Linked DNA regions of Homo sapiens: region 1 is linked to region 2. Evidence: read pairs that join two places in POLR2A ChIA-PET (ENCODE). Cell type or tissue: A673. All regions are shown on one strand. Links, peaks and the distances in the headings refer to the core of each region. The heading gives the core; the rest is flanking DNA. Region 1 overlaps DDB2 (damage specific DNA binding protein 2). Region 2 overlaps MADD (MAP kinase activating death domain).

Region 1 (5,374 bases), core at 315-5,314, 94 kb before region 2:
AAAAAAAAAAAAAAAAGATTATGCTGATTTCTGTGAATTGCTTGAGCCCAGGAGGCAGAGGTTGTAGTAAGCTGAGTGCACCACTGCAGTCCAGCCTGAGCGACAGAGCACAACTCTGTCTCAAAAAAAAAAAAAATTATGCTGCCCTCTTTAGCTTGGGAATTATTCCCTCTTTTTCTAGTCTGTGGAGACGGAGGGTTTAAGATCAATATCTGGCTGGGTGCGGTGGCTCACTCCTGTAATCTCAGCACTTTGGGTGGCCAAGGTGGGCAGATCACCTGAGGTCAGGAGTTCAAGACCAGCCTGGCCAACATGGCAAAACCCTGTCTCTACTAAAAATACACAAAAATTCGCCAAGCATGGTAGCAGGTACCTGTAATCCCAGCTACTCGGGAGGCTGAGGCAGGAGAATTGCTTGAACCCAGGAGGCAGAGGTTGCAGTGAGCCAAGATTGTGCCACTGCACTCCAGCCTGGGCAACAGCATGGGACTCTGTCTCAAAAAAAAAAAAAAAAAAGGAAGGAAAGATCAATATCTCTTCCTCAGCCAGGTCCGGTGGCTCATGACTGTTGGGAGGCCGAGGCAGGCGGATCACTTGAAGTCAGGAGTTCGAGACCAGCCTGGCCAACATGATGAAACTCCATCTCTCCTAAAAATACATAACTTAGCTAAGCGTGGTGGCGTGAGCCTGTAATCCCAGGTACTTGGGAAGCTGAGGCTGGAGAATTGTTTAAACCCAGGAGGCGGAGGTTGCAGTGACCTGAGATGGCACCATTGCACTCCAGCCTGGGCTACAGAGTGAGACTCCATCTCAAAAAAAAAAAAAAAAAGAAATATCTATCTATCTATCTATCTATCTATCTATCTATCTATCTATCTTCCTCTTTCTTCATCTTCTTTTTCCCTTCCTGAACAGTTCAAACCAAAAGTCATTAGGTAGGATCAAGCAAGATAGATGTTTACGTAGTGGGAAGGCTACAGTGCTGGAAGTGCCAGATGCTGGGGCCCCTGAAGCTGAGGTGAATGTCATTACAGGTGGCAGGTGGCAGCTCAGTACATAGAGACTGGGCCCAAACAAGATCAGAAGGGCATCCATGTAGGCAGGGGTGAAGAGTAGAGGAGGCCGGGCATGGAATAGTGAAGTCTGAAGCGGGGTTGAGGATGCTGAACCACAGGGAGGCCTAGAGTGGGGTGGCGGAGTCAAGTGGGGTGAGCAGGGCTTTTGCATGGAGAGGGGCGGCCGTGGCGCCTGATGTGGGCAAGGAAGTTGTGTCTGCATGGTTGAGGGAGTGGAGAGAGGGAAGAGGGTGATTGTGCCCTCGGGAGGGTAAAAGAGTCCAAGCATCCTAAGGAAGACGTGCATTTGGGGAGTGTGTGGCAGCAATAGTGGAAGACTGGTTACATACAAGGAGATTAATCAAATATGTAAGTATATTGAGTAAAATGGGAACCACATTTTTCACTGTCAAAGAAGGGAATTATAAACATGGAAAGAGAGAAACTCGAATCAACTCTGTGGTGTTGACTTTGAATTGAAGACATTGATACAAATTTAAGGTTTTCAGTATACAAAGTAAGACAGTTGTGAAGCAATCTGATTGCAGATTCCTTTTACATTTTTATTACCTTAATCTTTTATAAGTATCTCACCCTATGCTTAATTTGATGGCTCTTCTTTTTTTTTTTTTTTTTCTTCTTCCTAATAGAGACAGGGTCTTGCTCTGCCACCCAGGCTGGAATGCAGTGGCAGGATCATAGCTAACTACAGCCTTGAACTCCTGGGCTCAAGTCACCATCCCACCTCAGCCTCTCGAATAGCTATGAGCACAGGTGTGCACCATCACTCCCAGCTAATTTTTAATAATTTTTTATAGAGGCTGGACCCAGTGGGTCATGCCTGTAACAGCACTTTGGGACGTTGAGGTGGAAGGATTGCTTGAGCCCAGGAATTTGAGACTGGCCTGAGTTACATAGTGAGACCCTGTCTCTAAAAAAAAAAAAAAAAAAAAATTGGTGACACACACCTATAGCCTATAGCACCAGCTACTTGGGAGGCTGAGGCGGGAGGATTGCTTGAGCCCAGGAGGTTGGGGCTACGCTGAGCCAGGATTGCACCACTGCATCAAGGTTTTGAACTCCTGGCCTTAAGCGATTCTCCTGCCCCAGCCCCTCAAAATACTGGGATTATAGATGTGAGCTACTGTGCCCAGCCAATAGCTATTATTTTTGCAACTCATTATCAAGTTCTTCCAAAGCTTTCAACACGGCTTTTATAGTAGTAATAATGGCCTTTGTTTTTGCATGTATTTCATCAATTTACATGCTTAATTAAATTTGGTGTTAATTGCAATAAAAGATACAATTGGAATAAACAGGTTTGAGAACAACTACAACCAACCCTTGGTTTGGTAAGCATAGAACTCAACTGGAGGGAGCCGAAGATTGTCATACTACCAGCAAGCATTTGGCAGACCATGAGCATTAGAATGACCGTGAGGTTAGAATGTTTTATAGAGGGAAGGGAATGTGCCAGTTAGTATGTTGTGATAGCTAAGTGGTTGTTGCATAGAAGAACTTGTACAGGTCTGTGAGGCTGGGATAGCTGCAGCGTAAAGAAGAAGTGGAAAAGGTGGAGAAAGGCGGACAAGTGGAGAACTTTACATCTTGGGGATGTAAAGTTCTTAAAACAGTGCCTGACTGGGCGCAGTGGCTCACGCCTGTAATCCCAGCACTTTGGGAAGCCGAGGCAGGCCAATCACCTGAGGTCAGGAGTTCGAGACCAGCCTGACCAACATGGTGAAACCTGTCTTTACTAAAAATACAAAAATTAGCTGGGTGTGATGGTGTGGGCATGTAATCCCAGCTACTCAGGAGGCTGAGGCAGGAGGATCACTGGAATCCAGGAGGTGGAGGCTGCAGTGAGCTGAGGTTGTGCCACCGCACTTCAGCCTGGGCGACAGAGCAAGCCTTCATCTCAAAAAAAAAAAAAAAAAAAAAAAAACACACAAAGAAAATCCCCCCAAAAAACCAGCGCCTAGTACATAGTAAGCACTTAATAAGGTTAAGCCATTGATATTCTCATGATTATTTTCATCATCATTTTCATGAATGTTTGGAAGAATAGGAAGGGGCACAGATCTGACTCCTGCCCTCCTAACTCAGCCACTGCTCTGAGCTGAAGCTCTTCTAAAGAGAGCACTGTGGGAATAACAAATTAGGGCACATCCATGTAATGGAATACCTCAGCAATAAAATGAGATGAGCTCTTGATACAGCAAACTCAGATGAATCTCAGAGGCATGATGAGTGAAATGAAACAAGACAGTCTCAAAAGGTTGCATACTGCCTAATTCATTTACATGACATTCTATTTTTAATTTTATTTTATTTTATTTTTAGAGACAGGGTCTTGCTCTGTCACCCACGCTAGAGTGCAGTGATTCGATCGCAACTCACTGCAGCCTCGACCTCCAGGCTTCCGTCATCTTCCCACCTCAGCCTTCTGAGTAGCTAGAACCACATGCACCTACCACCATGTCTAAATTTTTTTTGTGTGTGTAGAGATGGGGTCTCCCTATATTGCTTAGGCTGGTCTTGAACTCCTGGCCTCAAGCAATCCCCCCGCCTCAGTCTCCCCAGGTGTTGGGATTACTGTGCTCGGTCTATAGGACATTCTATGAGGGCAAAACAATAGTGATGGAGAACAGATCAGCCAGGGGCTGGGGGCGAGGGGAGGGTGTGATTACAATGGGATACCACGATGGAGTTTTTGGGCTGTTGCAAATGTTCTGCATCCTGATTTGGGTGGTGGTTATTTAAGTCTATACATATGTTAAAATTCAGAGAACTTTATATCCCAAATTTGCTATATGTTAATTAAAAAAAAAAGTAAAAATAAAGCCTTAAGAAATGAAGGGAGGCGGGGCACGGTGGCTCACGCCTGTAATCCCAGCACTTTGGGAGGCCAAGGGTGGCGGATTACCTGAGGGCAGGAGTTCCAGACCAGCCTGGCCAACATGGTGAAACCCTGTCTCTACTAAAAATATACAATTTAGCCATGCGTGGTGGTGGGCACCTGTAATCCCAGCTGCTTGGGAGGCTGAGGCAGGAGAATCGCTTGAACCTGGAAGGCAGAGGTTGCAGTGAGCCGAGGTCGTGACAGAGCAGGACTCCATCTCAAAAACATAAAAATAAAAATAAAAATAAAAAAAAGAAAGAAATGAAGGGGCCAGACAAAGCGGCTCATGCCTGTAATCTTAGCACTTTGGGAAGCCGTGGCAGGGGGATCGCTTGAGCTTAGGAGTTCAAGACCAGCTTGGGCAACGTGACAAAACCCCATCTTAAAAAAAAAAAATAGAAAAATTAGCTGGGCATGGTGGCACGCACTTGGGAGGCTGAGGTGGGAGGATCGCTTGAGCCCAGGAGATTGAGGCTGCAGTGAGCCGTGTTTGTGCCACTGCACTTCAGCCTAAGTGACAGAGAAAGACCCTATTTCAAAGGAAAAGAAAAAGAAGTGAAGGCCCTGTAGAGAGCGTCCTAGTGTCTAAGCTGACCTGGCCCCAAGCGCTGCTCGAGGGGTGCTTCTGTGACGGCGCAGCATGTGTGCCCAGGCCTGGTTCCTCACGGCCAGGCCCATCATCACTCACTGGCTTTTTCCTTCCTCGTGTTAGATTGGAGCTGGAGGGAGCATCACTGGGCTGAAGTTTAACCCTCTCAATACCAACCAGTTTTACGCCTCCTCAATGGAGGGAACAACTAGGCTGCAAGACTTTAAAGGCAACATTCTACGAGTTTTTGCCAGCTCAGACACCATCAAGTGAGTAGTTTAACTAGCAGGGGAAAGGGCTTCTAAGCTTAGGTGTAGTTCCGGCAAGAGCATCCAGATCCCATTTCCTTAACCCAACCTGGCCCAGGGAAGAAAGGAAAGATGTCAGCCACTTTCCGCCCTTCTTTCTCTTTCTCAAACTGCTCCTTGGCTGCCCTCACTTTGGTCCAGGTGGGTTACTGCTTTGGGAAGGTGTTCTGGAGCCTCAGCTCTTCTGTAAGTCATACCTGTATTAGACTGGACCTTGACCCTCACTAGATAAGCCAGCATGGCGTGGACCCAGAAAGCCACCTAGAGAATGGAGCAACAGCTCAGAACTTGAGACTGAATGCCCTGCACTCACTGTGGTGTAATGACCTGACCTGTTCCTGGGTGGAAGCTTATATGGATGGAATCTTTTCCATAAAGTGCTCTGGACTTCCCAAGAGAAAGTGGCTGGAGAAATTACAGAATGCGGCCGGGTGCAGTGGCTCATGCTTGAAATCCCAGCACTTTGGGAGGCCAAGGTGGGTGGATCACCTGAGGTCAGGAGTTCGAGACCAGCCTGGCC
Region 2 (5,374 bases), core at 248-5,247:
TCCCGTAACATTTGAAGCCTTAAGAACGGATAACTGGCTGCGCATGGTGGCTCACGTCTGTAATCCCAGCACTTTGGGAGGCCGAGGCGGGCGGATCATGAAGTCAGGAGATCAAGACTATCCTTGCTAACACGGTGAAACCCCGTCTCTACTTAAAAAAATATATAAAAAATTAGCCGGGCATGGTGGTGGGTGCCTGTAGTCCCAGCTACTCGAGAGGCTGAGGCAGGAGAATGGCGTGAACCTGGGAGGCGGAGCTTGCAGTGAGACGGGATTGCGCCACTGCACTCCAGCCTGGGCGACAGAGCGAGATCCGTCTCAAAAAGAAGAACAGATAACTTCACCTGAAAGAGAATGTTGAACAAGAAGGTGTCAAAGATATTTGCTTTTTAATTTATATCATCCTGTATTGTATCATTTTTATGTAATAAGCATTGTTCATGTGTCACTTGTGTAATTAATTTTTAAAAATATTTTTATAGAAAAAGGGTAGACCCAGGATTAGAAAGTGCATCAGCTCCATTTTTCTCCTTGGTTAAGTCTGTCATGATCTCCTACCTTTGTGTTTGTCAACAAAGATGATTCCTGAGCTTGTAAGATGGAGGCATGAGATCTCCTCCAAATACTTTAAGTCCGTAGAGCACATAAGAGGTAATAAATAACTGGGCCGGGCGCGGTGGCTCACGCCTGTAATCCCAGCACTTTGGGAGGCCAAGACGGGTGTATCACTTGAGGTCAGGAGTTCGAGACCAGCCTGGCCAACATGGTGAAACCCTGTCTCTACTAAAAATACAAAAATTAGCTGAGCATGGTGATGTGTGCCTGTAATCTCAGCTACTCGGGAGGCTGAGGCAGGAGAATCATTTTAACCCACAAGGCAGAGGTTGCAGTGAGTCGAGATTGCACCACTGCACTCCAGCCTGGGCAACAGAGTGGGACTCCATCTCAAAAAAAAAAAAAAAAAATTATAGCCAATGTGATGGTGTGCACCTGTAGTCCCTGCTACTTTGGGGGCTGAGGCAGGAAGAACCTGGCTGGTCGAGGCTGCAGTGAGCTGAGATGGCGCCACTGCAGTCAAGCCTGGGGTACAAAGTGAGACCCTGTCTCAAAAAAAAAAAAAAGAGGTAATAAATAACTGATTGATTTGTGCCTCCTCCCTTATACATCGGTTCCTTCTAATGACTCCATCTCTTCCAACAATCCTTGTAGCAGGCAGCATGTCAGTAGTTCTGTTTTGTGTCTTCACCTAGGGAAACCATGAGCGTAAGGCAGAAAACCTGACCATGGGGATGCCCCAGGACCACCTTTCCCTGTAGGAAACAGTCTAGGGAGAGGCTGTCAGAGACAGGAACCACTGAGCCGCTTTGTGCACTTCTCCAGGTGTGCGATGACTGTGTGGTGTTGCGTAGTAACATCGGAACAGTGTATGAGCGCTGGTGGTACGAGAAGCTCATCAACATGACCTACTGTCCCAAGACGAAGGTGTTGTGCTTGTGGCGTAGAAATGGCTCTGAGACCCAGCTCAACAAGTTCTATACTAAAAAGGTACGCAGGATCTGTGTTTGGGTTGGGGCTAGTAGGCATTGAAGACCAAATAGTGAATTTCTCTTTGGGAAGTTAAAATTCCAAAACACACATCTGGAGCCACACTTCTGTCTCCAGCTGTTGGGTGGAGTACCTAAAGCTGTCTCTGTCAAGCCAACTAGGCCTAATAGTAGTCACAATCGGTATTAACCAACCATATCTAGCATTCCTACACATCTGTACCCATGCCTTCTTTAAAGCCATACTATTCATATGCTCCGGATCTATCATTCATAACCTCAACAATGAATAAGACATCCGAAAAATAGGAGGACTACTTAAAATTTTACCCCTCACTTCAACCTCCAGCCTTCAGTGGCCATTATAGAGCAGTGGGTGGGGAACCCTGGACAGCCCTCATGATGGGACCACTCTCCCCCTGTGCCACAGTGTCGGGAGCTGTACTACTGTGTGAAGGACAGCATGGAGCGCGCTGCCGCCCGACAGCAAAGCATCAAACCCGGTGAGGAGAGTTTTTCCTGAGAGTGTCTTCCCTGTTTCTACCAGTCCTTCTGAGTGTCAGGGGCCTGGCAGGGAAGTCAGGGGTGGGATTCCCCACCTCACCAGTGAGCTGATAGCCCCCTCCCTCACCACAGGACCTGAATTGGGTGGCGAGTTCCCTGTGCAGGACCTGAAGACTGGTGAGGGTGGCCTGCTGCAGGTGACCCTGGAAGGGATCAACCTCAAATTCATGCACAATCAGGTAGGTGCGAGCGGCAGCACGAGGCTCCCTGTCGTTCCATCTGTAAGAAGGACCAATGTCCAAGCCCCCAGTACTTCCCCAGCAAGCATGAGAGAGGGCCCTCTGGAGCTAGAGGGAGAACTGGAGCAGCTGGACCCAGGAAAGAAACCCCAGGGGAGGGCACAGTGACGTTGGCGACCACCTGGCGCTGTGAAGGTGCACCAGGGAGCCCGTGGGGGAGGCTGGGCAGGAGCGAGGCCAGGTGGCCACGCTGCCCCATCCGTTGGACTCCACACAGTGTGAGTGGGAGCGTCTCACTTGGCCCTTCCCCTGCAGTGTCTCTGCCTTCCTCTATTCCCAGGATATGCTTCTGCTTGGTGGTTTTGCTTTGAGAGTCTAGACTGGCCGATCTCCTTGTGTCTTTCTGGTGTGCGTGCAGCTTGCGTGTGCGTGCGTGCGTGCCTGCGTGCTTGTGTGTAAGTAGCTTGTATCTGTCCTCTCTGGAGTGTGTTTATTTGCCTTTTTCTTCTGCGGATTCTTCTTCCTGTTCTTTTCCTTCCTCTGAGTGTTCCCACTCTGTCCCCTGCTCCACAGGCCCCATTCCCTTTCTTTTGATTGGGGAGCACTTGTGGATACATCTTTCCCTCATTGTAATTCCACCATAGGAGCTGACTTTTTTTTTTCTCTCTTGGTCTTTTAACACAGTGTTACCTTTTTCTCTCAGTGGACATTCCTTAAGCTAATTCCTTTCTGAGGCCAGCGCATCATCCCAGGTCCGTTCACAGCTCTGACTCCTCACACAAGTGCCTTCCCTCCTCTTTCCCTGATGTCCGGGTTCCTCTCCCTGAGGCTCTGAGCCAGACCCAAATGTGTGAAGCCCCACAGACCCTGGCCAGGCCGCAGACCCTCAGGGGAGGTGGATGCCTGACTGACGTGGCTGTCTCCCTCCCTCCGCTAGCCGTTGTAGCTCTCTTTCAGGAACGTAGCTGGGCAGCTTTGGTTTAACAGGAAATGGCTGCGCAGGCTGCCAGCAGCCCCTTAGTATATTTTCAATTTAGGACTTAGGGCAGTAGCCAACCCCAAAGACCTTAGGACCATCCCAGAGAGGGGTCTACCTAAGTGCTTTTCTGGACCACAAAGGTGTCAGTACTTCTTGGGGAGCAGACTTCTGACCACATTTTAGCGCCGTGGCCTCTGAAGATGAGATCTTGCTGAGCAACGCCCAGGTGCTCTGCCCTGTTCCTCGTCCTGCCCTTGGCATAGCCCCACTGGGCAGCCATCCAAGCCAGTCTGTGGTTGAAGGCTTGGCCCCTAGAAGATAGACTGCAGAGAAGGGGAGGAAAGCCCGGGTTCTCAATCTCACCTCACAGTTAGTAATGAGATAGCGACCTGCCCCCTATTCTGCCACACAGTGTTCAGTTGGAGTGGAGGAGGCAGCAGACCTCCTGGTGGAGCTGTGCAGTCTGGGGTAAATGGGAAAAGCACAGGCTTCGGTGTGAGGACATGCTTGGATTTGAAGCCCAGCTTCCACGTTCATGGGCAAAGAAACTTTCTGATCCATAGTTTCCTCATGTAGAAAATGGGGGTAATACTATTTACTGTGTCACGTAGTAGGTGCAGAGATTAGAAATCGTATTTGTAAAACCCCAAGTAGGTGCTCAGCAAGTGGTAGCTGATATTATTATCACCACATACCTCTTGGGAGATCCTGGATCCTGTTTCAAGGAGGATACCAACACCTCCCACCCTGAGGACAGTCTGAGGGGAGCTTTGCGCCCGTGCCAGCCCTCTGCGCCGGAGGAGGATGCATGGAAGGGTAGAGACCTAATGGGCTGAGTGGGGACCCCTGGGGCACTGTGTCTTACAAGCACTGCCCTGGGCAGAGGGTACGGGCGGGCAGCCCAGGCCAGCAGCAGGGCCTTCGGGTTGGGTTTGACCATTCAAACTAACGCCTTCATTTCTCTCCCATGCTTTCTCCTCCGGCCAGGAGCGGAAGGTACATGCCCTTTCTGCTATCTTCGCTTCTTAGCGCTTTTGAGTTGTGTGCGTGTGGATTCTTCTGTCCTCTCTTTGGGAAATAGACTTTCTTTGTGTGGGTGGGGCTGTAGCTGGGAGAGTGTGCTGTGTGGGGCAGGGGTGGAGCCTGTGGGCCTTACCCCGGCCTCCCTCCCTCTCTTGCAGGTTTTCATAGAGCTGAATCACATTAAAAAGTGCAATACAGTTCGAGGCGTCTTTGTCCTGGAGGAATTTGGTAATTACACTATTTTGCTCTTAGGTCTGGACTCACATGGCAGTAACTCAAACCTCGGAGCTCCAGAGGAGGGTCTAGGGGCAGGGAGAAGAAGAACCTCTGTAGAGAAGTCAGGAGGAGCAGGAGTGACAAGGAAGAAAAGGGACCCCTGAGATGAGAGCCGGGATGTGGAAGGGAAAGATAGATAATGGATCGCAGAAGAGCAAATGGGGCCTCAGGTGGGTTTCGAGTTTAGAGGTGGTCCTGAAGCAGCTCAGTGAAGTAGCACCACCTCCCCGTGCTGGGCCAGCCAGTGGTCAGAAAGTTTGGGACACAGCAGACTGGCGACCCCCAAGCTCCACTATGTCCATGTCACCTGCTGCAATCTCTCTAGCAGCCCAGTGCGCTAGCCAGCCTCCCTGGCGCCGCTCTGGTCTCCACCTGGCCTCTGTGCCAGACAAAGGGGCACCGGGCGTCGCAGGCAGACTCACTTGAGGGACAGAGGAGTCTAGCGGGACAGCTGTAGCCGGAAGCTGGGAGCCAGCGCTAGGGAGTGGTGTAGTGGGTTCTCACCCTGGGGCTTTGAGTTCCTGCTGTGTTTGTGCTTCATTCTTTTGTGCCCCTCATCGCTGCTATGAAAACCTTCGTTCTCCAGCAGGTAAAGTGACCTCGGCTCGTGCTGCCTCTCCCCAGGTCTCTGCCTTGGGCCCTGCCCTGGGTGGGTAGCTCCCATCGAACCAGCTCCTCACACTGCCAGCTCGTCTCTTCCTTTCTCCCCTACCCTCTTTCTTCCTACCTTGCCTCCCCCTTCTCACCGGCTCACTGGACTTTCCTCCCCGTGTGTTCCCTTCTCTCTTCTGTCAGAGAGATACTTGGGG

Evidence for each region. ChIA-PET counts read pairs that join two places held together with the same protein. Peaks named below come from ENCODE experiments on the same cell type or tissue, not always from the same donor. Only the 100,000 strongest peaks of a DNase experiment are listed, where the experiment ranks them.
Region 1: POLR2A ChIA-PET joins it to region 2 with 12 read pairs; 7 of 35 experiments call an interaction of 5 or more read pairs at or near these places.

The regions. Positions count from the first base shown.
Region 1 is chr11:47,228,145-47,233,518 of GRCh38, forward strand. DDB2 (damage specific DNA binding protein 2) reads left to right here. Exons shown (of 10, transcript NM_000107.3): 4 at 4,670-4,815. Among named protein-coding and RNA genes, the nearest start is that of DDB2, 16 kb to the left of the region's middle. In A673, for the core only: no CTCF peak of the experiment used is centred there; no DNase peak of the experiment used is centred there.
Region 2 is chr11:47,322,291-47,327,664 of GRCh38, forward strand. It overlaps MADD (MAP kinase activating death domain), which reads left to right. Exons shown (of 37, transcript NM_001376571.1): 31 at 1,381-1,545; 32 at 1,975-2,047; 33 at 2,181-2,287; 34 at 4,254-4,262; 35 at 4,448-4,517. Among named protein-coding and RNA genes, the nearest start is that of MYBPC3, 28 kb to the right of the region's middle. In A673, for the core only: no CTCF peak of the experiment used is centred there; no DNase peak of the experiment used is centred there; H3K27ac peaks cover 281 bases.